3 separate regions of the Mus musculus genome follow, and regions 2 and 3 are each linked to region 1. A link is a loop called in an ENCODE intact Hi-C map of the cell type or tissue named here. Cell type or tissue: left cerebral cortex. All regions are shown on one strand.

Region 1 (8,000 bases):
AAGATCAAGTTGTTCCTTACTGGACCCATTCATTGTTGGCATTATAGGACTGAGCCTATAGCTAGTGGGCAGTGACATATCCAATGCACATAAATGTAGCAGGGCCACCCCAGGAATTCCTGGTGAGCTAGCGAGGGTAAATGCATTGAAGAAAGAGTGGTCAAGTAGCAAAGTAAGGGCTATCAATTATGCGATTCTCAAATTCTCCCTTCCCTAGCAGTTTCCATATCCTTTCTGGAAGCTGGCAAGCCACTCGGTGCCTGGTATCAGTGCCATCTCAGCTAGACGGCACGTCCAGGCCAGCCACTGCTACTGGGAGATTCCTTCCTGCACAGTCAGATGAGCCAGTGGTCAGGAATTCCGAAGTTCCTCAATAAAGCTGGTGTGTGTCTCCTGTTGATGTGTGATCACTGGACACACTTCATGTGATGGGAAATGAAGACTTTTCTATCTTCGCTCTGCAGAAGAGAGAAGCTGTCCCTCATCCTAGAACTGGGAGCCTCACCGAAGTGATGTGGCCCTTTGTGAGCACCCCATTTCCCAAGTGGTCCATAGCTTATGTGTGTGGGAGTGAATGCCATGCAGGTTGCCATGGGACAAGGTAAAGGATGCTATTTAAGGACACCAAGCCTCTTGTTTTGTGTTGCCCAAAGGGTCTAGAAAGGAGGCAATGGTGTCTTTGTATACTGGTTTTAGAAGTAGTTCCTTTAACGCTGCAAGCTGATTTTCTTTTATTAGTACAGATGTTCACAAAGTCCATGGTCAACATGGGATGGATTCCAGACCAGAAAGAAGAAAGAGAAAGCGTGCAGCCTCCTAGTCAGAACGGTGGAAAGAGAACCCTCCCTTAACCTCCTTCACGCTTGCCTGTCCCCAGCACGTACACTCATGCTGCCGTCTGAAAGTGAGACACCCCAGCCTTGGAACAAGCCTTAGAAATCCTAGAGCCTGTCATTAACTCTGTCCTAGATGAGGAGATCAAGGAGCAGTGAGGCAAGCTAAGTTTTCCAGGGCCAAAGAGCTGTGTAGAGGAAGAGAATCTGAGTTCCCAGCAGGCTTTGCAGCTGGCCGAGTATGACCTTGTATGTTCTCTACCCACTGTCCTTTCCACTTCCTTTGTGTCCCCCAAATACAAGAAAGCCACCAGCAAGGCAAGGCAAGGCAAGGGTCTGCTTTTAGAGAGAAGCTCTGCACACAAACCACGTAAAGTGTTAGGCCAGTGGAGCTAGAAAGCACAGACAGACCAGCCTTTGCTAAACCCTGCTTCCGGAGCTATTGTTCTGTAGAAACCACAGCAGTCAATCAAAGGGCATTGTTTAAAGGCAGGTCAGGTGTAGGGGCACTGGCCTGGAATCACAGCATTCTGAGTTCGAGATCAGCCTGGTTACATAATGAGCTCAGGGGGAGTGTAATTATGTGCTTCTGGCCTTGCCCTAGTCGTCGTTCCAATATGTGATATATGAGGACATTCAGCTTGTGCAAATCCTGGAGGCTGTGTGATCCCAGATGCTTTGACAAAGCAGTACAAAGTAACAGTTAAAGGCCATTGTTTAGGAGAGCATGTGGCACCAAAGAAGTTTAACACCTGTAGGTTTTCCAAGCACATTTAATTAAACAGAACTCATTACATAAGCAACTCTGTCCCTTCATGGTTTGACATGCACAGAGTTTTCTACTGTAAAGGTAATTTAACCTGTCCCCTTAAGTGACAAGTTTGTTTTGGCTGCGTAGTTCTTCCTTGACGCTATGGAACTATGAAAAACGATTCAAAAGCAAAAGCTGGTGCATGCTCACTGCATTGCATCCTGGGAATGATTCTACGTTAGAGATAGCGCAAAGATTGTTTTCCCCTAAATTTCATTAGATTTTAAAATTTATATCTAAATGCTTTAGAAACACATTTTAGAATTTCATGGTAACCTGATAGAATCCCTATAGGGAAAAATTAAGTATGGAAGTAAATTAAATTAAAAAGAATGTTTTCCTAGCTGCTTCACTAATGCTATAATCTAAGAAGACTCTGTCTCTCTCACATAGAAGTATACAAAAGACAAAAGGCCAAACGGAGATCTTTGGCATGAGTTGCCTGAGTAACTGACCATGATCTAGCAAAGGTTTGCCTTTCTTGAGATGAGCTAAGAAACAGCTGCCAATTTCTTAAACAATACATTTAGAAGTTTCAACTGTAGCCACAGATACCAATATCAAGGACATACATCTAAAACTGAAGATAACTGGTACGTGTTTTAATAGAACATTTTAGAGTGGTTCTAACAATAATATTGGCTAATATATGTGGACTTTTTTAGTGATAGTTATTGTCCAGTCAATCAGGCATGACATGGATCTACTGTAGTTGTGAAGAGAAAGTTCGAATCATTTGCCCTTTAGGACACATGAAATAATGGTGTTCTGTGTAATTCTATGCCTGGCACCTGCTCACTGTAGCTCCGATTTAAATTCTTGGTTTTAAGTAGCATATGCATCTAGCCCAGGGTTCTCATGCACAGACAACTGAAGGTATAGTTCCTGGGAAACATGCGGTCCCGGAATATGCATGAACTCAGAGGAAGGCGTGAGCTCAGGACTGCTTTCACCTGCCTGTCTCTATGAAATATGTGTGTTTCTGATTAAGAAACAATCCAAAAGTTGAAACTCAGGATAGTAATTATACCAAAACAAAGTTTGGAAGATTAAAGAATGGGTTAAGTAAAAGCAGATGGCACAGAGTAATAACAGAAATGGTATTTTAAGATGAGTAAGACTGGAAATCCAACCTTTAAATTGTCCATACCCATCAGTTGGGCCCAAGACATAGCCATCTTCCCTTCCTGCAGCTAAGAGGTAGTCTCCATTACTGCCTGTGAGCCGAGCCAGCTGACTCTCCCTTGGCTAAAGAAGCCCACAGCTGACTTCTAACCTTTGAGAGCATTGGCTGAATGTGTTTCTGAACCCTTGCCTCTAGCCCTGATAAGCCAACTGGTAATTTATATTTAACACTTCCTTTTTCAAGAAAGGGGGCCAGATGGGGTTTGGCTTGGTGGGAGCACAAACTTGAAGACTTACTTGTCAAACGCCCCATCAATAAAAACAGAGCCATAAAAGAATGTGAGGAAAATCAGGAAATTCGCTTATAAAGTTAGATGGAGAGTTTCTGACCTCGTTCCCAAATCATTTCCCACTTTGTCGGGAAGTCAAGGTCTAGAGTGGAGTCTTCATTTAAAGGGATGATTCCCACAGAATATTCATGTACACTACCCACAACCTACCCTTAACATGTTTAGAGGAATGTGTGTAAAATGGATGCACTTTGACATCTCCCTTTAGTGACTATGAGCCACATTAACCGGTGGCCAGTTCTGGAAACCCCATCTCCCTATGGAAAGAGAACAAAATCAGAACCCCAGCTCCCTCATTTGTTCTGGGTCTAATGCCATGAGCAGACAAAGGGCTTCCATTTATCAGGATTATGTCTGAAATCCAAAACCACTTGTTCATCTCCAGCTCCAAAAGGTCACAGTTTCTCCTACACATGGTAAATCAGAGAAACATGATGAATTCTTTCTAAGGTTATTTCTAATACATGGAATTTACTCCTTGGGAAAATATAACACACTTCTTGCTTCTATAATCGCCAAAGCTTGTCAAGGGTAAATTTGGAGAAGAAAGCAGTGTGGGAAGACAGGTACATTTTATGTAGGCTTATCTGTACATATGTGTATATATGTACATGTATTATGTATGCAAGGATAACTTTTAATATTAAGTTTCAACAACCTAAAGAATTTGTGGAATATGCCTGTGACCTTTGTTTATAGTATGATAGGTCATGATAAGGCAAAGTATTCCCCCTAGATATTTATAATTACTTAGACAGATATTTTGATGTCTACTATAGCAGTGAATTCTGCAAAAGACATTAAAACTTGTTTTAATGATTAACAAACTGTAATTTCTGACTTTCTTCACTGGATCATTCAAAGCTTTACAAGAACCTTCTCTTGATGTATCTATAATTATTTATACAATAGAAATTGAATATTTCTTCAAAAAATAATGTCCTAATTCTAATTACAGCTCATAGCAATAGGACTTATATAGTGATACTTGAAAAACACTGAAGGCACCCAGTGTAGGCACCCAGTGTAGTTCAGGGAACCCTGTGTGTGCTGGGAAGGCCACGCACTCATGTGTAGTCCTTTACCCTCTAACATACTTTAAAGTCCTCAGAGTCCCAATTTTACAGAAGGGAATGGAGATCTAGTGGAGCGAAGCTTCCAGTGAGAAGGGCTGAGCTGCGCGGTAGATTCTGGGACTTACTCTGTTGTACTTTGCTGCCTTCTGCTCAGTACCTTGTATAAAATTACTTGATGTGCTCTCATTCTCCACTCTTGTTTCTTCTGGCCAAAATTATTTCTGAAAAAGTCACTCTGTTTTCTAGTAAGTGATGCTGTTCCAGTCTCCTTGCATATTTTTACTCCTAGTTTATCAACTGAACTTTATAGTCTACGTTCCCTTGGGAAAAAGACTGAAACCGCCAAGCTCTGTAAAGACGTGTGTAGGATGTCGGTGGAGGAGTCATTGTGAGTAAATCTTAAAAAGGGATGGGCTGTGGATCTTTGTATTTTGTATCATGTTTTGCATGAGAATGGCCCTGAATTATCTCAAGCTAATTTTGTAATAAATAACATTTTGTAATTTTTGACACTTCTAGATAATGGGTTACAGACTGTTTCCAGAGTATTTTTATCCCTACTGAAATTGTGGACTGTTATAGCTACTAACTGAAATGTCTCCTGTGTGTTTGAGAGCTCTGAAAATACCCCCAGTTTCCAAGCCTTGTCTAGGGACTTGATCTCAGCAGCATTCCCTTACAGGGAGGGACTTCAGTAAGTAACTGTACAGAAGAAAACTGAAAAGATAATAGCAACAGGCATAGTGGTCCACCTCTGTAATCCTAGCAGTGGGGGTGCCAAGCCAGGAAAATCATGAGTTCAAGGTCAGCCTGGCCTACATAATGAAACCCTGTCTCAAAATAAACAGCTGGGTATGGAAGTCTGTACCTTTAATCCCAGAATTCGGGCAGCAAATTAGGTGGATCTCAGAGGTCTGGCCAGTCTGATCTACTTAGTGAGTTCCAGGCCAGCCAGGGCTGCATAGTGAAACCCTGTCTCAGACAGACAGACAGACAGAGAGACAAAGACAGGTGTACGAGCTAATTGCAAACTTCTCTGACCTCTTATGAAAAACAGTGAGGAGAGAATAGCTGTGGAGTCTGGTCAGAATTAAACAATGGAACTGAGAGAAACTAAATCATTGTGCAGTTTGAGTTTAGATGATGAGAAATGAATGTTTTTAATGAGAAAGTGAGCGTGTGTTGTTATTTCAGCAACATTGAAAGAACCATAGTAAGGATATGGAGGCTGAGCCACTGAGTCACTTAAAATCCCTCTCCGCATTTCCGTTAAGTGTAATGTCACATGTGGATCTGAAAGAAGCCAAAGAAGCCAACTTTTGGCAAGGTTTTACCAGCAAACCACTTACCTGTATGTGTAGCACACAACACACAAATCTCACTTTGGTCAATTCTGAAAACGCTCTGAATTCACACGCATACATATTTCCAAGATTTCAGAAAGAGAATTGTGGAGTTCTATAACTGTTAGTTATTGGGAGAGGGGGTCCTGTAAGATACGCTGTGAACAAGCTGAAGAAACCTCCTCTTCAGTAGGAGAGCTCTGCACTTATGTCTAACATAATTAGGCTAAAAAAAATACCACATAGAGTTGTGGACCAGAAGACCAGAGAAATTACAAAGAATTTTCTCTTAAGTAGAGCATGTCAGAATAAAGGAATAGCCTCTTATCGTACTCACTTCAGAATTCTTTGAACTGTTATCACATGCATGCATGACTTAGTTGTAAAAACCAACTAGCCAATCTGACTTGAGTTTCGAATAATATGCTAGGCACTGTGTCTGGCAATGTAATAGAATCCTCCAGAGTTCTAATGTGGAAAATAAACTTGCATGTGACAATCTAATGTGCACAAGCCATAAGCGCCCATCGAGAATTATGAGCAGACAAGGGAGGAGCGGCTAATTCCCAGCTAAGTGAAAGTCTGCACTCGGACGTGCGTGCAGGTGATGGCCCTGGAAAACTCGGGCAAGGCTGAGTCAGGGCAGCCAGGATTCTTCCTGGCTCTAGACCTGTTAGAAAAGCTCTGACTCCAACCAAGGCAAGAGGAAGGTGGAAAGAGAAGAAAGATATGGAGTGACCATGAAACTTTTTACCATGCAGTTAGCGAAAACAGCCTTCAAAACGAGAAGGTGATGAGATGTTTGCCTCACTCCCTTTGTGAGCAAAATAAAGGAGAACTTTCACATAGGAAATGTATATTTAATCTCTACTCTCAGCCAGGAAGACCGTGAGAAAATACACATGAGCAGGCAAGGTTTTACAGATGTTCAGTATAATGTTAGCTCTCTTTTTTTGGTTGTTGTTTTAGATTGCAAGTAAAATCTATGGGTTGAGTGTAGCATGACTCATCGGAGCAGGGTCCCAAAGCATCAGGCTAACTAATCTCACAGGTGGTCTTCTAGGGGGCCCTAATCCAGATTGAATCTTCTAAAGGCTCGCACAAATCTGATGAGGTCATTGTTTGCTTTATACTCATCTTAGCAGCTGTAGCAGCTGCACCGCCTCTTCAAACACCCAGATTATAGGTTTAACCCTAGGGTTGATCTGTTGAGGCTGAGTAGACGAAAGGTTTCTTGAAACACCACACTTTGATAGGTCAGAAATCATGGCGTGGGAGCTATACTGCAAAGCAATTGCAATGGGACATGGCCAGATACATTACAACTAAATACCACATATGAGAAGTTAATAGGAAGAAAGACAGAGAATGAGAAGAAGAAGAAAAAAAAAAAAAAAAAAGCTCTGAAGGGGACTCAACATCCAGCGCTTGGAGTCAGGGTCAGATTAAGAGTACAGGAAAAGTGAAACTGTGACAGGTGGCTGAGCAAGTCAGTTGACAGACGAGTTGATATTCCGTGAAAACTTCATCCCTGCCTCACTTTACAAAAGCACATGGGAAGAGGGTAGACCTCAGAAACAGCAGTGCTTTTCACGGAAGATCAAATGGTAGAGATGGGGACTGCATTACCAAATGAGACAGGGAGAGAATGCGTGGGGCTAGCGGGGCTATTGTATGAAAGCAGCAAGCACAAAGTAGTCACAGCAGAGTCACTGGCGTCTCATCAAAGAGGACAGCGGTGAATGCTTTGTTCATGTATTAATATAATATTGTGCAGTGGCAGAGGAGAAAACGAAACACTTTATTACAATATGTTTCTTACATTCTGTTTACGTGCACATGTGTGCGCACGTGCCTCAACACGATTATGCGGAGTTCTCTCCTTCCACCAAGGGGGTCCTGGGAATTGAACTCAGGTCACTAGGTTTAGCAGATGGCCCTCTTGTTGAGTGAGCCATCTCACGGACTCTAAACTTTTTCTTTCTGGATACATAGTCTAATCTACTTCAGAATTGGTGGGAGGTTGTAACTATCATTATACTATACTGAAAAGGACTAAGATTCATTGAGGTGTAGGGTTATTGGAAAGTTTATTGGATGATGTAATAATGTCACATATCCACCCTGTGCCCCTTTCGGTCCTTCTATTCCCCTTTGTTTCCTCATTTTCATCCTCATGGGCATAAGGAGATGTAACGGAAACTTAGCAGTAGGCAGAGGAAAGGTCTTTGCTGTTGCAGGAACTGCTTGCCCTATTATTACATAAATGTTTATTCAGTAAGAAAGTGTAAATGCAAAAGCAGTGTTCAGTTAGGTTTCTGACCTACAGAGTAAAAATCTTCTTAACCAAAAGACCTGGAGTTTGGAATTAGCAGGTCTGATCTCTATCTCTGATGGGGCTCCACAGTAGTGCTAACACTTCAGGCTTCTCTGGCTGTCCATCTCCTTCACGGCTTAGAAAT
Region 2 (8,000 bases), 150 kb before region 1:
CTTACTTGTGTGGAAACATTTTAAGCAACTAAACCATTTCCCTGGTTGACCTTGTGGCACTTTATTTCTTATACCCCCAAGCAAAATTTAATTCCTTTATTTTTTCATTCAACCACTTTGTGGTAAGTAAGATTCTTTTCTTCCTGTGTCTTCACTGTGTGTGTGCCTGCAAGCTTCATGGCTGGCAGTGAGGGAGACAAGAATTCAACTCGGTCCACTCTGATTTATTTAGTGGTATTGGGCCAAATTTCTGGAGTGTGACACTGGTTTATTTTAGTCATATTTAAGCACAGCACAAATTTGGAAAAAAATTTCCTCATGACAATGAGCTGAGTCCCACATGCTTAAGACATGTTTGTATGGAAACTCTTTTCATATTCATATATATATGTATATATATATATATATGACTATACACACACACACATATATATACATACACACACATATATATACACACACACACACACACACATATAAATATATATATATGGCCTTTTCCATAAAGACAATTTCTGTTGAGTCAGGAACACTGCTCAAGATAAGGATGAGGGTCTGGGGAGAATGACTGAGGTAAACAGAATGCCAGTGGGAGTCAGGATTAGCCTGGCCCTAAGATAACAGAAGTTATGCAGGCTATAGAGTTGTTGGGAACTATAAGTGACATCTCTCATAAGGATAGCTTTTATGAACTGAGAAGAAATGCTCAAGATTTAGGGGTGGTGGGAAGTCTGGGATGAACAGACATAATATTTGGGTGAAGCCTGGCCCTACAGATAGCAAAAGATCACCAGGCCATAAACTAAATCCCTTCCCAGAATTCTGTGTGGAATGGCAAGCATCTCCTTCCTTTGAAGAGACAAGCCTTCATGTTTAACTTTCCTGGCTTTTCCAGTCCTTATCTGTGTGCACAAGGCCCTCTGATCCACTACTCTTGCCAGTAGTTTCTTCCTTATATTTGTCTTATTTCTTCCCTACTTGGCGAGATTTGGATTCCTGTTCTAGGAACTTTTTCCCACTGTAGTCCAGCTTTCGCCTGGTGATAACAACCTCCTGGGATGAGCACCTGCGTGGACAGTGATGCCATTAGCACTTTTCTGCTGTACCCATTCAGTGCAATGTGACATCTTTCTTTTTGTAAACCTGGGCTACTTAGTCAACCTGATGACTTCTGTAGTGTCCTCCTACAACGTGAAGTTCATTGTCTATTCAGATGGGCGTAGACCTAGCAGTACCCTACTGTTACTGCTCTTTGGAAAGAGTGGGGAATATAATCTTCCTTCAAATGTGCAAGGATGCATCGAAGTACGTTCATGGTTCTTGCTTTGGTCAGAAGTCACAACAGTACTGAACTGGTGGTTTTTCAGTTTTTTTTTAAAAGAGATTTCCAAATATTCAGAAAGTTTCAGTGGCATCTTAGTTGTATCATGTTGTCTTTCACTTAAAATAATACCATGGCAAAGATGATTTTTTTTTAAAGAGTAGAATGATTTCCAAGTTTGTTTGTTTCTCCTAGCCTTTGGTTAAACTCATAAAAATTCTTCAAGTTATATAGAAAAGAAATGTATTTATATTGAGGTCATACATCAGTATCTCTAACTATCTGAAACTAGGATGCTAGGATGGTCCTTGCCTCTGTCATGTCATGGGTCTTGACTGTAGAATATTCAATCAGATCATTGACTAGCCTGTTGGTTCATCTTCTTTTTGCGTGGGCTCCTGTCTTTCCTGATACATTTCCTCATTCCCCTTTCCTGCCATCCTTTCATGCACCGTACTCAGACTCTGGCTATGCATTACTCACCATGAAGCCAACAATGAAAGTGACACTTTGCACTTAAGGATAAGATCATCAAGACAAGCATATAAATGATGAATTGTGTTAGACGCTGATAAATGCTGTTTATCATAAGTAGAGAATGTTGGAGCCCAGAGGAGGAGTCAGGTGCATATGAAGAGAGGTATCAATTCCCAGATGGAGGTAATGCTCAAGACCCTGAAGTACAAGGGGTGTGTGTTAGGTTTAAGGAGGATGGGAAGAGAATAGAGTGGACTCAGGGAAGGCTTATTCCAATACCACTAAGTGGGAGGTGGATGGGAAAGAATTGACAGAGATGAAGTTTGTAAAAATTTCTAGTGTTTTAATGCATATACCACCACTTTTCAGGTACTTGACAAAAACCATTAAAAACAGCAGACACGAGCATGGCTAAATAATTTGTAATTACTGTAACCCACTGTATCCAATCAAATTTTGGCAGTAAAAATATACAGGTTTCAGAAGATCTGAAAATATTTTTCGCTTCGATTTTGAATTTGAAAGTAGTATTTCTAGGATGTCAGAATTAGAATTGCTTAAACCAAGTAATCATCACAAACAGGAATACATTTTTTATTCTCTTTTATTTTCACCAGATGGTTTCAGATAGTTAATTGATTCACAGGACAAATATTTATTAAGCATTTCTTATATGTTGCCCATATGGTGCATGCCCTTGCCTTCCAGGAAGCTGCTGGCATCGAAGCAAGCAGTGGTGATGTGGTCTGATAAATATTTTGTTAGAAAGAGGCTGAAGGAGCAGAAGATCCCTTCATCTGGGCAGTGGTAGATGCTGGTGGGGGCTGAGGACCACCGAGCATCATGGGTTTCTCAGAAGAATTAGTACTGGAGCTGGTTCTTGAGAACAGAAGGAGATTAGCCAGGCAAGGAGTGGAGTCAATGGTGCTGTAAATCCTCAAAGCACGTACACAAATACAGAGACATGGTACGTGTGGGGACTGGGCAGTAGATTCTTTGTGTTTGGATCAGATGGTGCATGTTGCTGAGCAAGAGATCAGCCTCAAGAACAGCCAAGGTCACAGCACAAAGAATCCTACATAATGGGTTAACTCAAACTGCGGGAAAGCACCGAAAAGCAAACCAGCCAGGTTTGTGTGGCTGTGACGGTGTAGGGTCTGACCTGGGCAGAATCCTAGGATCAGGATGGAAACCTACAGGTACCTTGGTAATCCAAGAAGGGGTTGCCAATGGCTGTGCCAAGATAGGGGAATCAACAGACTCCAGACCCAGAAGGAAAGCAGTTTAAGCAGTTCACGTTTTAGGTGTTTTGATCTGAGACAGCTAAAAGAAAATATATGTCCTGCACGTGATTGAATATGCAGGCCAGGATCTCCTATGAATTGTGGCATCTGAAGGTGGGGGAGACTGTGTCTTGATGACTTTCAAAGCTCTGGCCACCCTCAGAGCACACAGTTGTAGGATGAGGAGGACAGACTGAGGGAGAAAAGGCGTCTGCCCTGTGTGTGTGTGGGGGGGGGATGGTTGGGTGAGTAGATGTGTGTGTAGGTGTGCAGCTGTGCTTGTGTGTGGGTTTTTCAGTGGCAGTAGCTGGGAGTGGGCAGGCGTGACATCACCAGAGTGGAGGCTCACTTGACTATTCTACTTAAGATTTATTACATAACTTTTAAAATCCAAGTGTTCCTTAAATACCATTTCAGGTTATAACCACAAATGGATACCACCCATTTAAAGAGAACGATATTTAAAATATTTACTCTAGTTAAAATGTGTAAAATAAATCTCCTGTTCCTTGTCACAGCTGAATGATGTGCAGTGCCAACTCAACCAGTAGGTGTCACTAAGAACACCAGGAAAGGAGTCTAAGCTACACCCTTAGTAAAATCAGGGACAGGAGAGCCCTGTGATGTTAACTAATTTTAACCCGGGTTTATCTCTCTCTCTCAATTCTAGGATGGTCCAACAGTTTGCTGTGGACTTTGAGAAGAGAATCGAAGGGTCAGGAGATCAAGTAGACACCTTAGAGCTCTCTGGCGGTGCTAAGATCAACCGCATTTTCCACGAACGCTTTCCTTTTGAGATAGTGAAGGTTTGTAACTAATGTTCTTTTCTCCCTTTGTCCCACCGCATTCCCTGATCTCCCTTGCAGCTCTCTCGCTGTACTGTGATCTATCACAGGACCAACAGAGTCCTTGGAATCGAATCCTTTGTCCTTGAAATATTCTTTCTGATTTCAGTGAGTTCATAGAGAATACTTCAAGAAACAATACTTCAGTTTTCCATGATATCTATCCATTGTCTAATTTAAAATATTTCTGAGACTCCCCTATGGACCAAAGTCTCAGTGACCAAGAAAGAAAGGGGTTGAATTTATCTAGTAAGGACAATGAAAAAAGTAGATAACATAAGAAAAATTCAAGTGTTATTATGGTGACATGATACAGATTTCTTTCCATGGGATATTTAGATAGGCTCCCTCTGGGTGACGAAGGGCATTATTATCCATGACCAGCCTGGCACAAAGACATCAGTGTTATGAAAAGTCCTGGGAAGAGGCTCGCTTAGGGATGAAGCTGTGCATCCAGGACTTTCCTGGCTGCAGTTGTTCACCATTTACAATGGAAAGCAACAGGAGGACTTTACACAGGGGTTTGTTATCTAGTTGGGCTGATCATCTCCAAAGAGAACTGTGCCTGCTGGATCACCAAGGGGCAAGCAGTAGATGTGGTAAAGAAGGGGAGGGGCCCAACCAGAGATGGATGGACCACATTTTCTGCCTGAAGCTTCTGCAATCGCAGGAGTCCCTTAGAGACAAAGAAAGCAAAATTACAAACACATGGTTGGGCACATGGTCTTGGAAGGGATCTTGTGCAAGGAGGAAGCTCTGAAATGTACATTCTCAGTCAAAATGATGTAAGGAGAAAGAATGGAGGGAAACGGAGGACTGTGGGAGTTTAGGGGTAAAGTTGACAGGCTGGGATTGATTCAAGAGACAGAAACCAGAGGTTGAAAATCCCTCCCCAAGGTTTGTCTTTTGCCATTGAGTGAATGATGGTGCCCATCAGATGGGGAAACTGATGGAAAGTATCAGTGGGTAGGAAGGATCGAGAGCTGTTTGCGTTTGGTGGGGGTGGGGGGGTTGCTCAGTACAGCAGCTGAGTAGCTTAGGGACTGTGCCACTTTTTCAATATGAGGAGGCGAATGTTTATGTATTGGTGTGGGAAGAAGGTGGATAAATAGATCATTTTATTAAAATGTGCTAAGCAAAGTGACAAACTTTAGCATAGGGCGCCATGGAAACACTGCCCACAGACATGAATCCCAGCCCAAGGATGCGAGGGAGCCAGCCGTCTGAGCTGAGTTTGGAAGGATAGTCAGATAAGCAGGAAGAGGTGGGAAAGGGAGCACAAATGTTGACCACACAAAGGAAGGGATGACAAAGACTCTGAACCCTGAAGCCACAGGATACGATAGAAGCTTAGGGCAAGCTGTTACTCTGAGATGCAGAGAGCATAAAGGAGGAAATGGACAGCGAGCGAGGCTGGAACGGCTGCATCCCTGTCAAACTGAATCCGGTGCTCTTTGGATGTGCCTTTCGGGACTAAGTTCTATGGCACTTTGATCCTACTTCCAAGTAGATTTGTAGTGCCTAGGACGTCTGGGAAATATTTATATAGCAATGCATCCTGTGTTGGCTTCATAAGGTATTATTAATTTCCTCTTATAAAGAGGTCTTATGGTCAGGTGCTTAAAATGGTCAGAAAGAAAAGACAGCTGTGTTGTGGCCACCCATCAGAAAATACTCTCATTTATGCATTCTCCTGTGGCCTCCACTTTAGTACATTCAGCAAAAAATAATTCTGTGTTTCAAATGAGTGGCTGGGTTTATGTCCAGGAGATATTCCTTATGCACAGCACTCCCCATATGTAACAGAGTTAACACACACACACACACACACACACACACACACACACACACACACTGATCCTCTGGAACTTCCAGAAATCCCCAGTGTTCCATGTGGCCTTGAACTCCATATAAACAGATGTTTTGACCATCTGGGTTTAGTTTACAAAGGACATGAGTATCCATTTATTAATAACAGTAAGGTTATCCTCATTCTATACCATTCAATAATATTATCGAAAAGAATTAAGTGTCATAACCGTAGCTTGCTTTGCATCTGCAGATGGAGTTCAATGAGAAAGAACTGAGAAGAGAAATAAGCTACGCAATCAAAAACATACATGGGATCAGGCAAGTGACCCACATTTTTTCCTGTCTTCAAGCTACCCAAAGAAAATGAGCATTTCAAATGGCTAGCAAAGTAGTATTTCATCATCAAAAGAAAGGAGAGAGTGAGAAGTCAGAAAAAGAAAATCTTGGCTTTTAGCTTAGTGCTAATTTTCTATATTGCTAGAGAGATTTTAGTAAAGATGATGATAATAATAATAATGAAAACCTTTCTGTACTGTTTCCAATAAGAACTGAGCATCCTACTTATCTTTGAGTAGGTGAACAAGTCTCTGTTTGTTCTGTACCTGGGGGGTGGGTCTTGCTTATTTAAGATGCTCATAAGCAATGGAGAACTGGCAGAATAATTTGGGGTTGTGGAGAGAAATTGGGAAAGAGTAAGAAGGGTGATTATTTTTCAATGGAACCATTCCTATGAAATAAATAATTTCAATCACAGTGTGTTATATGCCTATATTTGTGTTTGTGTGAGATAGAGTGTGTGTGAGTATGTGTGTATGTGAGTGTGTGAATGTGTGGGTGGGTGAGAGTGTGTGTGAATGTGTGTGTGAGTGAGTGTGTGTATAAGTGTGTGAGTATGTGTGTGAGTGTGTGTGTGTGTATGTGAATATGTGTGAGTGTGTGTGTGTGTGAGTGAGTGTGTATGAGTGTGTGTGTGTATGTGTGAATGTGCATGTGTTTGTGTGAGTGTGTGTGTATGTGTGTGTGTGTGTGTAAGCATACAAGCACATAGGTACATGCATATGAAGAACTTGTGCAGTGGGCCTGAAGGGTAGAAGACAATAATGCAGCGTTGAGGAAGGAAGAGTAGCAGGAGTGAAGCAGAGGATGGCTAGGTGCAGAGAGATGGTCTTAGGGGAGCTGGGGTTTTTCATTTGGCCGTTGCAGGCAGTGTGGTCAGGAGACTGGAGTGACGGGGCAAGAATATGGCCTGGAGTGAGCTAGAAACGGAATTTCCCATCATCAAGAGTAGCGTTGTTCTCTTACTTTGTATTTTAGTATTTTTAGGCTTTAGATAACAAATCTGCACAGACAGTGTAGCTTATCAGCAACGAAATCTGTCTCTCATGGTTCTGGAGGATAAAATCACAAGAGCTCTCCAGCTTGACCTGGCCGGGTGAGGGACGTCTTCCAGTTTGTATACCATTCAACTCTCACAGTGTCTGTACGTGGTCGAAGGAGGACAGGCAAACTCTCTCATCTCTTCCCATGAGACCTGAATCTCGTTCCTGAAAGTCTCACCCTTACAATCTAGTTTCTTGCCAAAGGCCCTACATCATAATGTTGTGACATCAAGTATGCTGGATTTTAACACACAGATCTCAGGGGAAACATGCATCCTCAGCCTATAGTGATATGGTCTAGAATTATGATATACATTTTTAATACACATTTCTTGAGCCCATGTAGAGTAAGCTAATCCCACATAGGTTGCTGGTTCATGGTTCATAGGTTACCTTAAGCGAAGGAGGGGTCCTCCTGTTGGAGGCCTGTTGTGGTTCAGCTTCTGACACAGGGCCAAGATGAGATATTGAGAAGACAGTCTAAGAAGGACCTCTCCCCCATCCCTGCCTGCTCCCCATGCCAGGATGATAGGCACACACCAGCACACCTAACTTCTTAGGCACTGGGATTGAGTTGAGACCTGATTGTTGGATGGCAAGTACTTAACAATGGAACCCCACAGCTGCAGTTCCCATTGTTTATAAAACACACATAACTTCTTCTATCCTTTTATTTGCTTCCCTGATTTCCTGTTTCACATGAGAAAAGCATACAATGACATCAGATTTGAATTAATTCCAGATTAAAAAGAAGATTTTTGTTATTTTTGTTATTTGTTGATTTTATAAATCCATCATTTAGGCATTGTGTGTCACCTAAGTTATTGATGACTCCCCTTCAGTCACACCCTTCCTTCAGTACCCAGGGACTTTGATCTGAGAG
Region 3 (8,000 bases), 140 kb before region 1:
CCGCACTCCACACTTTATGGAGATACTCATGACCAATGTCAGCTGGGGCCTGACTGCCATAACTAATGGGTCCTCTTATTCCTGAGTGACACTCTTGTCATGATGTGGTCAGGTCTCTCTCCTACAGGCCCTCTTCCATCATTGCCTGCTCCCTCCCTTGTTCTCAGGGACTGTCCACCTTGGCCATCCTGCAAACCCTGGGATCCGACCATGCCTGTGCATAAGCTGTTTCCTCTTGTTGTTGTAGGTTTAGTTGGCAGATCACATCTCCTAGCGTTCAAATTACACTTTAAACCTTAAAACATGGGTGATTCCCAATTCTCCACCTCCAGAACAAGCCTTCTGAAAGGATCTGTATCAGCAGGTTGATGAGAAAAGGTTCCATTCAGCTCACGGGTTTAGAGAAGATCCAGTTTTTCATGGCCAAGAAAGTTCGTGGTTCTGGGCTTGTGATGCAGCTGTTGAGATTACATAACCAGGAAGCAGAGACCGAGGCTAGAACCCATGGCACGCATAACCTTGAGAGATCTGCATCGAACCACTCAATTCATCCAGTCAGGTCCCATTGCTTCAAAGTTACATAGCCTTCAAATTAGTGGTGCAAACTAAGGAGCGATGGTTTCCAACAGAGTCTATGGGCAAACATTAGAGGTTCAATCCAGTACACTATCTCCCAACTTACTACAACTATGTCATATCCTTGCATAAGTTCTGAGGATTCTGCTGGTAGACTACGGATCCTTTGACCTCTAAGCTCAGTACCCTCAAATTCACCCTCCTCTACACTGTTATCAAAGTAGCCTTTCTAAATTCAGACATATATTTTTGTCTGTTTTATTAAAAGGAATGCACTTTCGAGCCTCGAGCATAAAGTTTAAATCTCTCAGGTTTGCATTTCACCATCTAATTTCCAAGTTTTGCCCAGCTATGTTTATCGTCAAACTGCTTGTTACGGCCACTGTTCACTCCCCTCTACGATTTTTCTTGCCTTTGGCATTTGTACACGGGTTCTCTTTGTCTGGAATGTCTCCCTTTCCTCTCTTGTCTTTCTCAGTCATTCATCATTTATAAAGACTCAGCACACTCTTCATCTTTTCCTAACTGCTTTCCTGGAGGGCCTCTGTGAGTCCTTTCCCGGCCCCTTTCCCTACTCCTTTCTCCTCGCTCCAGTTGCTAACCTATGTCTGTTTTACTCATCATGCCTGAGATGGGGTGTGGGAATTTGTATGTGTTCATTTGTTCCTGTGAGCCCTCCCCTCTTGCTGATTGTAAGTTTGTTTATAACAAAGAGCTGTGTTCATTTATCTTTCAAACCCTAGAGCCATCTGCTAGGACTATAATTCCCTAGGAGAGACATTGTAGAAATACTTGTTTAAATGTACATGTTCTTAAGTTTCCTTGATGCTGAAGAAATATGCACCTCATTTTGAAAGAGAGTTTTTGTAGTTTCTTCGAAAATGATGACATTTGGACACAGTTTGTTCAAACACCTGTCTTTCTTTATGCCTTATTTTGGTACCCAAAACTTTTGGCCTTAGGTCTACCATCAACTTCTGATTTTAAAACTAGTCTAATTAAAATTAAAGTTTTTTTTTTTAAGGTAAGAATCCTAATTAATGTTACATATGCTAACACTTCATTATCTGGCCCCTTTGAGCACAAGGCATTGAGAAAATGACTATATAATTTAACCTTCAGTACAGGACATTCTTGAGAGTTAAAGGGAGTGATTAATACTTTCACCATAATTAGGAGAGTAAAATAAGACTGCTCCAGGCAACATAGAATGTGTAGTTTTTCTGGCTACATTGTAGTTTCGTACTTAAAAGCCTTGTTTTTATTTATATCCCTTATGTTGATTGCTTCATGTGTAAAATCCTTTAATGTTTTTTCCCCTTATGCACATGAACACACATTAGCTTAAAACATATGGGGTTTATGTGTGCACAAACACCACAGAGCAAAGCTAAATTTTTTTTTTCTGCTCTGGGGATTGCATTTTTCCTCAGATACTTTCTCACTGTCGTCTCTGGGGCACAGGATTACAAGACAGCTCTTCCCGAGCCATTCGGCCTCTCTCTGAGGGATAGCTCAACTTTGGAAGTTTTCTGGTGGGCACCAGTTTTCATCTGCCTTCTTTTACCTCCTCTCCTCTGGTGCAGTGTCTCAAAGCTCTTGAAGCCTTTTGCAGGAAGCACAGGGAGGAACAACTTCGTTTTTTGACCACAGTTTAGCAACTGTGTCATTTATTGACCTCTTGGGAAACCACATTCTTGGATCGCTATCATGCCAATTAATTGATCCCACTACCCTCAACTGCTTAGAATAAAAACTTTGCCATAAAAAAGATACCTTACTTTAGCTTTCCAGTAGAAACCCAGGCAAGAACTTTGCATTAAAAGGTACTGTTTGAAGAAATGTCCAGTTCTTTGGTATGTTAGGTCAGTCAATAGCTGACCCAGAGTCCATATCAACTAAAGAAGGAATTCTAAAGTCCTGACTGGGGTTTCAGTGCCACACACGATCTTTCTCCCCTTCCATCTCTAAGTTCACCTCTTCCTTCCCCTCCTCCCCACTGCAGCCTCACTGCTGTGTTTGTGTCTGTAGCATGCTGAAGAGACAGGTCAGTGGAAACTTTGCTTTCTGTTCCTTGAGGTAGTTGCAAAGATCCAACCTTTACTTGCCTCAGGTCTGTGTTCAAAGGCCTGCCTTATTAACAGAGTATCTTGGATTTTCTATCTATAATTTCACAGTCTCTCCAACCCCAGACACTCAGGAGACTCCCCCAGTCTTCATGTTACCCCACTCCTTTTCTTTGTGGCATACATGCCTGTGTGAATTACACCCCGTATGTCTCTTGTTGTTGGGCAACGAAGGGACCCTGAGAATATAAGCTCTGATGGTGGGGGCTTGATTTATTGAGCTCAGTTCTATTTCCAATCCCAATACTGTCGCTTTCCCCCAGTAGTAGTTTCCAATGCATATATGGAAGGATATTGAAATCACATCTTGTTGATGTAGCAAGTGACAGTCAACATATGGCAGAAGTAGGGCAGAAGGAAAAAGCCACAAAACATGGAGTAGGTTGAGTGCGACCTATGTCTGCTCTGGTAAAAGACTTGAGTCTCCATTTCTCTGCCTCCCGCTGAGTACTGTTTGAAGCTTTTATTGGATGCTGTAGGAAATCTAGGCCCATGCTTAGCTCTTCCTCCTATCTTCTGTTTTTCCTCCTTTCCTACTTAAATGCTCATTAACGTGTCTACCAAACATAAACCCAGGATGACAGAGGAGAAGAAAACCCGATTAAGACCTTCAGGTACTGTTTTGACACAGTGTCAACGCACTCTGGCCTGTTTGGGTGTCTTCTGCATTCCTTATGAGACCAAGCGCGCCTTTACCGACAGCCTTTCGGCTTTCTTCCATCTGAGGTTGGCCCCTGAAATTTCAATTCCTTAGCATTTGCCGGGTAACACGAAAGTTCTCTTAATTTCTCTGTTTAAAAGTTTTTCCATCATGTGCCTCATCATTTCTCCCCCCAGTCGCAGAAAGTATTTGAGGTTTAGAATTTGAGATTTGGAATTTGCCCACTTGGAGGAGAGCAGCTGACACACTTCTCGCTTGGCTCGGAACTTACTCTATCCAAGTTAGCCAGGAGCTGGCTCCATTTGTAAAACAGAAAGTACTTCTGTGCCACGAGGAGGAGCCTCACCATTTCCCGACAGCTCTGGACTGGAATTGCTCCTCACTTCCAATCCTTTGAGAACGTGGGTGAACACAGCTCCTCTCTCTGCACAACACTTTCTTTCTCATCTCTTGAATAAGCCGAGCAAGATACCACACACGCGTAAAGGGTTGCTAGGGACCTTTGAGGGTGACTCACTTAATTCATAGAAAATGAAGTAGATTTTAAATGTTCTCATGAGCAATGCAATCGTAACTGATGGTTAATTTATAATGTGCCCAGTGTCTGAAGGTTTATAGCTTTTAGATTAAAAATAAAACCTCTCTAGTCAGCAAGACTCACAAAGTCAGGTCTAATAGACACAAGGGACTGTTCTGGTTCTGGCTGGTTTTCTCTGTGATCCCGGTACAGGTTCAGGAATGGTGGTCATTACCCAACAAGCTGAGTTTTTGCTTAAGGCAGCAGACGAGTTATTCTTAAGGCCTTAGAATCCTTGGCTGGCTTATGCATAACCCAGGAGAAACTGAACAGCCTGCCTCCTGTGATCCAATCAATTAATGTTTAGTAGGTTTTATAAGTGTGTAATTTTTGTTTTATTGGATAGAAATACCTTTCAAGTGTTTCTTTTACCTCCAGAGAAAAATGTGGTTCATACTAAAATTTTTATATAGAAGTTCCCCCAAATAATTATACACAAACCTAAATAACACTTAAACTATTGGGCATAATTAAGATGTAGTTTTGTACCTTTTCATTATAATGGCACTTTCTCTCAAAATTTTTCTCAAATTAAAATTTTCTCAGAGCCAAACATTCAAGAGTTGGATTCTAAGAAAAAGATAAGTTGTGTTATTTCTTTATTGAATCTTTATTATTTAAGAGTGTCAAGTGATTTAAGCAAGAAGTAATTTGCCATTTAATCAATGTACAGTGTGATTAGAAGTTTCAGCCTCATTATGAGGGCATTAAATTGGGAGGCAAACTTAGGGAAGGTTTAACTATTGGTTTTTGTGTGTTTTCTCTTTGCTTTTTGAGAACATTTCCCTTGTGTGACTATGTAATTATGTAGTGAACCAGCTACTCCAGATGGTAAGATTCAATATCAGGTGCTCTGACACATAGGGAACACAGGGCCAGTGGATAGCAGTTGCCTAGTGAGTGACTGATATGATATAAATCAAGAAATATACCATTTCTTCCTTCCCTGATTCCTTATGAATAATTTATAGAATATAAGTAATTAATGGGGAATATAAGGTCTAAATATAGTGCTTTTTAGATCAACATTACTTAGGCAGACATGATTAGAATTCTTTGCAATGTAAGCTTTTAATTGAACAACTTGAGAGTCATAATGATTTAAATGACTGTAGAAATTGTAATTGCACCTTAAACAAGAGATATGGCAGTGAGGCGGACAAAGAGCTGGCAATCAGGACAGAGTATGTTTGAGAGCGGGAAGTGAGGGCCGCACAAACACCCAGCAATTCCTACTGAATGAGCTGATGAGCCAAGGAGTCAGAACCCAATCAGAAATCATTCTGAATGTCAGAGGACTTTGATGCCCCCTCTCCTGTGTGCATCATAAAAACTGAGCACCACATGTGTAAACCCACAATGGAAATTCAACATTTTGGCATATTACACCCTCAGAATCCTTTGCAGATCAAGCACATAGCTAATATGATTATTTCATTGATGCCTTTCAGTGATTTTCAAGGCTAGTGTTGCCTGGTGTTGTCTCTAGTCCTCCATCCTTCCCCATCCCCATGTGAAGTCAGGGCTTTTTTTTTTTCTTTTTAGTTTTTTTATTTTGTTTCCTTATAATTTAGTATATGTGCTTTTGTGTCAGTTGTTGGTACAAAACTACAAGCTGCTTTCATGATAAAATTGAGCTCGGTGGGTAGCAAGCTTAGAAAGCACAAATTACATACATGCACACATGCATTCATGCACAGATATACATATGCACATGAACACAAGACCCTTCTCTTTCTTCTCTCCTCAGTCTCCACCACTCTCCTTCATTCCCTCTCAAACTGATGGCTTCTTTTTCTTTAATTATAAGTCTCATAAAAGATACTCTGCGGCATTCTCAAAGTGTCCGAGGGTTATCTGGCTGGTAGACTCTCTGGTAGAACGTTTCTGAAATGGGAAATTTATTTGTATCTTGCCAATGATCCATGAAGTAAGATTTCGAAAGAATGTACATCTCAAGATTCAGATAAGAATGAATTAGCCGGGCATGGTGGCACACGCCTTTAATCCCAGCACTTAGGAGGCAGAGGCAGGCGGATTTCGAGGCCAGCCTGGTCTACAGAGTGAGTTCCAGGACAGCCAGGGCTACACAGAGTAACCTTGTCTTGAAACAAACAAACAAAAAACAAACAAACAAACACAAAACAAAACAAAACAAAAAAAGAAAAGAAGAGAAAAGAAAAGAGTGAATTAATACTTCTCTGTCTCTCTCTCTGTCTCTCTCGCTGTTCATGTATATATGGTATGTATTTGTGGAGAGATCAGAGGACAGCCTCAGATATTGCCCACCTTACTTTTTGAGTCATGTAGTGTGCCCTTGCTGGCCAGTGAGCCCCAGAGCCCCTCCTTTCTCAGCTTTCCCAGGAAAGAGATAACAGACATGTGTGGCCATACACGGATTTCCTTACACGTTTCTGAGACATCAGACTTGGTCTCCACGCTTGTACAGCAAGTGCTTTTCCCTTTCTAGGTTATGGAAATAGTTGACATTCTGTATTTTTTGATAGTTGTATAAAAATACTCTACTATAGAATCCTCTGCCGAGGAGTAAATGTATATATAGTTAAAAGAGTCACTACTGTTAATATTGTATCATGTTTGCTCAGCTTTCTGTGTTCACAGACAGTAGACTTGCAAACATTTGAAAGCCCAGCTCTGAGAACTGTAGAGGCTTGCTGCATCTCGCCAGCTTCCAGTCTAGCCATGAATAAGCCCTGAATAAGAGTGAGTTTGCTTCAAAGAAATGGGAAGAGAGTTATTGAAAAGGCACCAAAACTCTAGTCCAGTCTCCAGGCACACTCAGTTGTGAACATGCCCATCCATGCACAAGCACGTATAGTCAGTCACATAGGCCATACATACACATAAATAAAGTCAAATAAATACATTAGTTAAAAACATAATTTGTAACAGCCACTTATAACTGGTTCTCCTTTGATTTGTTTAATATCATTGGATACTTAGGTATTAAGTTCCCGTTTATCTAATTTTGTCATTCTGAATAATCGTGTAATAAAAGTCTTTGTGATTTTTATCTTAGGATCCTGGGAAGTTGTTATGTTGAAATGTGTGTGTGTGTGTGTGTGTGTGTGTGTGTGTGAGAGAGAGAGAGAGACAGAGAGACAGAGAGACAGAGACAGAGAGACAAAGAGACAGAGAGGCAGAGAGACAGAGACAGGAGACATTGTGTATGCTTTGAGGTTCTTGATAAACATTTCCAACATTTTCCTCAGGGAGTCTTCCTTCACTGACTCTCAGCTAAACCACACAGGGCTCAGTCTAACTTCACCTGTTGTCTTACAAAAATAACAGCAACTTGACAGCATAGTATCTTCTCTTTTCCTCAGCAGCATCACTAAAGCAGTTTAATGTTTACCTCCCCCCAAGGACTACTACATGTTTGCTACTTGAATCTTGTTCTTGCCTCCTTGTATTGTGCTATTTTGTTACTGTTAAGGTGTACGTGTTTTCTTAGCGTTGAAATTCACCATTTACTTGGAATAGCCATTGGCCTGTCTTTCTTTTTCTATTTCCTCATATTGCTGCCTCTGTCAAAGCCGCTGTTTCTTTTCTGATTTTTTTTTTTTTCAGTAGCCAAAAAGTCCTGACATACCTCCATGCATTTGCCTGGTGTCTTGGGGTTTCTTTTGCTGCGATAAAACACCATGACCAAAAGCAACTTGTTGAGGAAAGAGTTTGGTTCAGTTTACACTTTTACATCACAGGGCATAACTGAAGGAAGTCAGGGCAGGAACTCAATCAAGGTAGGATCCTGGAGACAGGTATTGGGACAAAACCATGGCGGCGTACTGCTTACTGGCTTGCTCCCCATGGCTGGATTAGCTTGCTTTCTTATATACCCCCAAACTACCTGCCCATGAGAGGCCCTGCCCACAATGGGCTAGGCCCACTCACATCAATCATTAATTTTAAAAAAATGCACTACTGACTTGCCTACAGGCAAATCTTTCAGAGGTATTTTCTTTATTAGGAGCTCTTTTTCCCAAATAACTTCAGCATTTGTCCAGTTGACAATAATCTATCCAGGACACTGGGTTTC

The links. A loop is a pair of places that touch in the nucleus more often than their neighbours do. Peaks named below come from ENCODE experiments on the same cell type or tissue, not always from the same donor. Only the 100,000 strongest peaks of a DNase experiment are listed, where the experiment ranks them.
Region 2: it touches region 1 in a loop (2.5-fold over the local background); 3 of 42 quality-filtered maps call a loop at or near these places.
Region 3: it touches region 1 in a loop (2.1-fold over the local background); 3 of 42 quality-filtered maps call a loop at or near these places.

What each region holds. Positions count from the first base shown.
Region 1 is chr1:162,155,767-162,163,766 of GRCm38, reverse strand. All of the region lies in intron 14 of Dnm3 (dynamin 3), which reads left to right. Among named protein-coding and RNA genes, the nearest start is that of Dnm3os, 58 kb to the left of the region's middle. In left cerebral cortex, no CTCF peak of the experiment used is centred here; a DNase peak (open chromatin) is centred at 4,461.
Region 2 is chr1:162,309,448-162,317,447 of GRCm38, reverse strand. It overlaps Dnm3 (dynamin 3), which reads left to right. Exons shown (of 21, transcript NM_001038619.2): 8 at 3,752-3,887; 9 at 5,989-6,056. Among named protein-coding and RNA genes, the nearest start is that of Gm39688, 67 kb to the left of the region's middle. In left cerebral cortex, a CTCF peak has its summit at 3,614 (motif pointing right); DNase peaks (open chromatin) are centred at 2,816, 3,419, 3,606 and 5,100; H3K27ac peaks cover 238 bases.
Region 3 is chr1:162,295,847-162,303,846 of GRCm38, reverse strand. All of the region lies in intron 10 of Dnm3 (dynamin 3), which reads left to right. Among named protein-coding and RNA genes, the nearest start is that of Mir214, 76 kb to the right of the region's middle. In left cerebral cortex, a CTCF peak has its summit at 3,715; a DNase peak (open chromatin) is centred at 3,694; H3K27ac peaks cover 1,272 bases.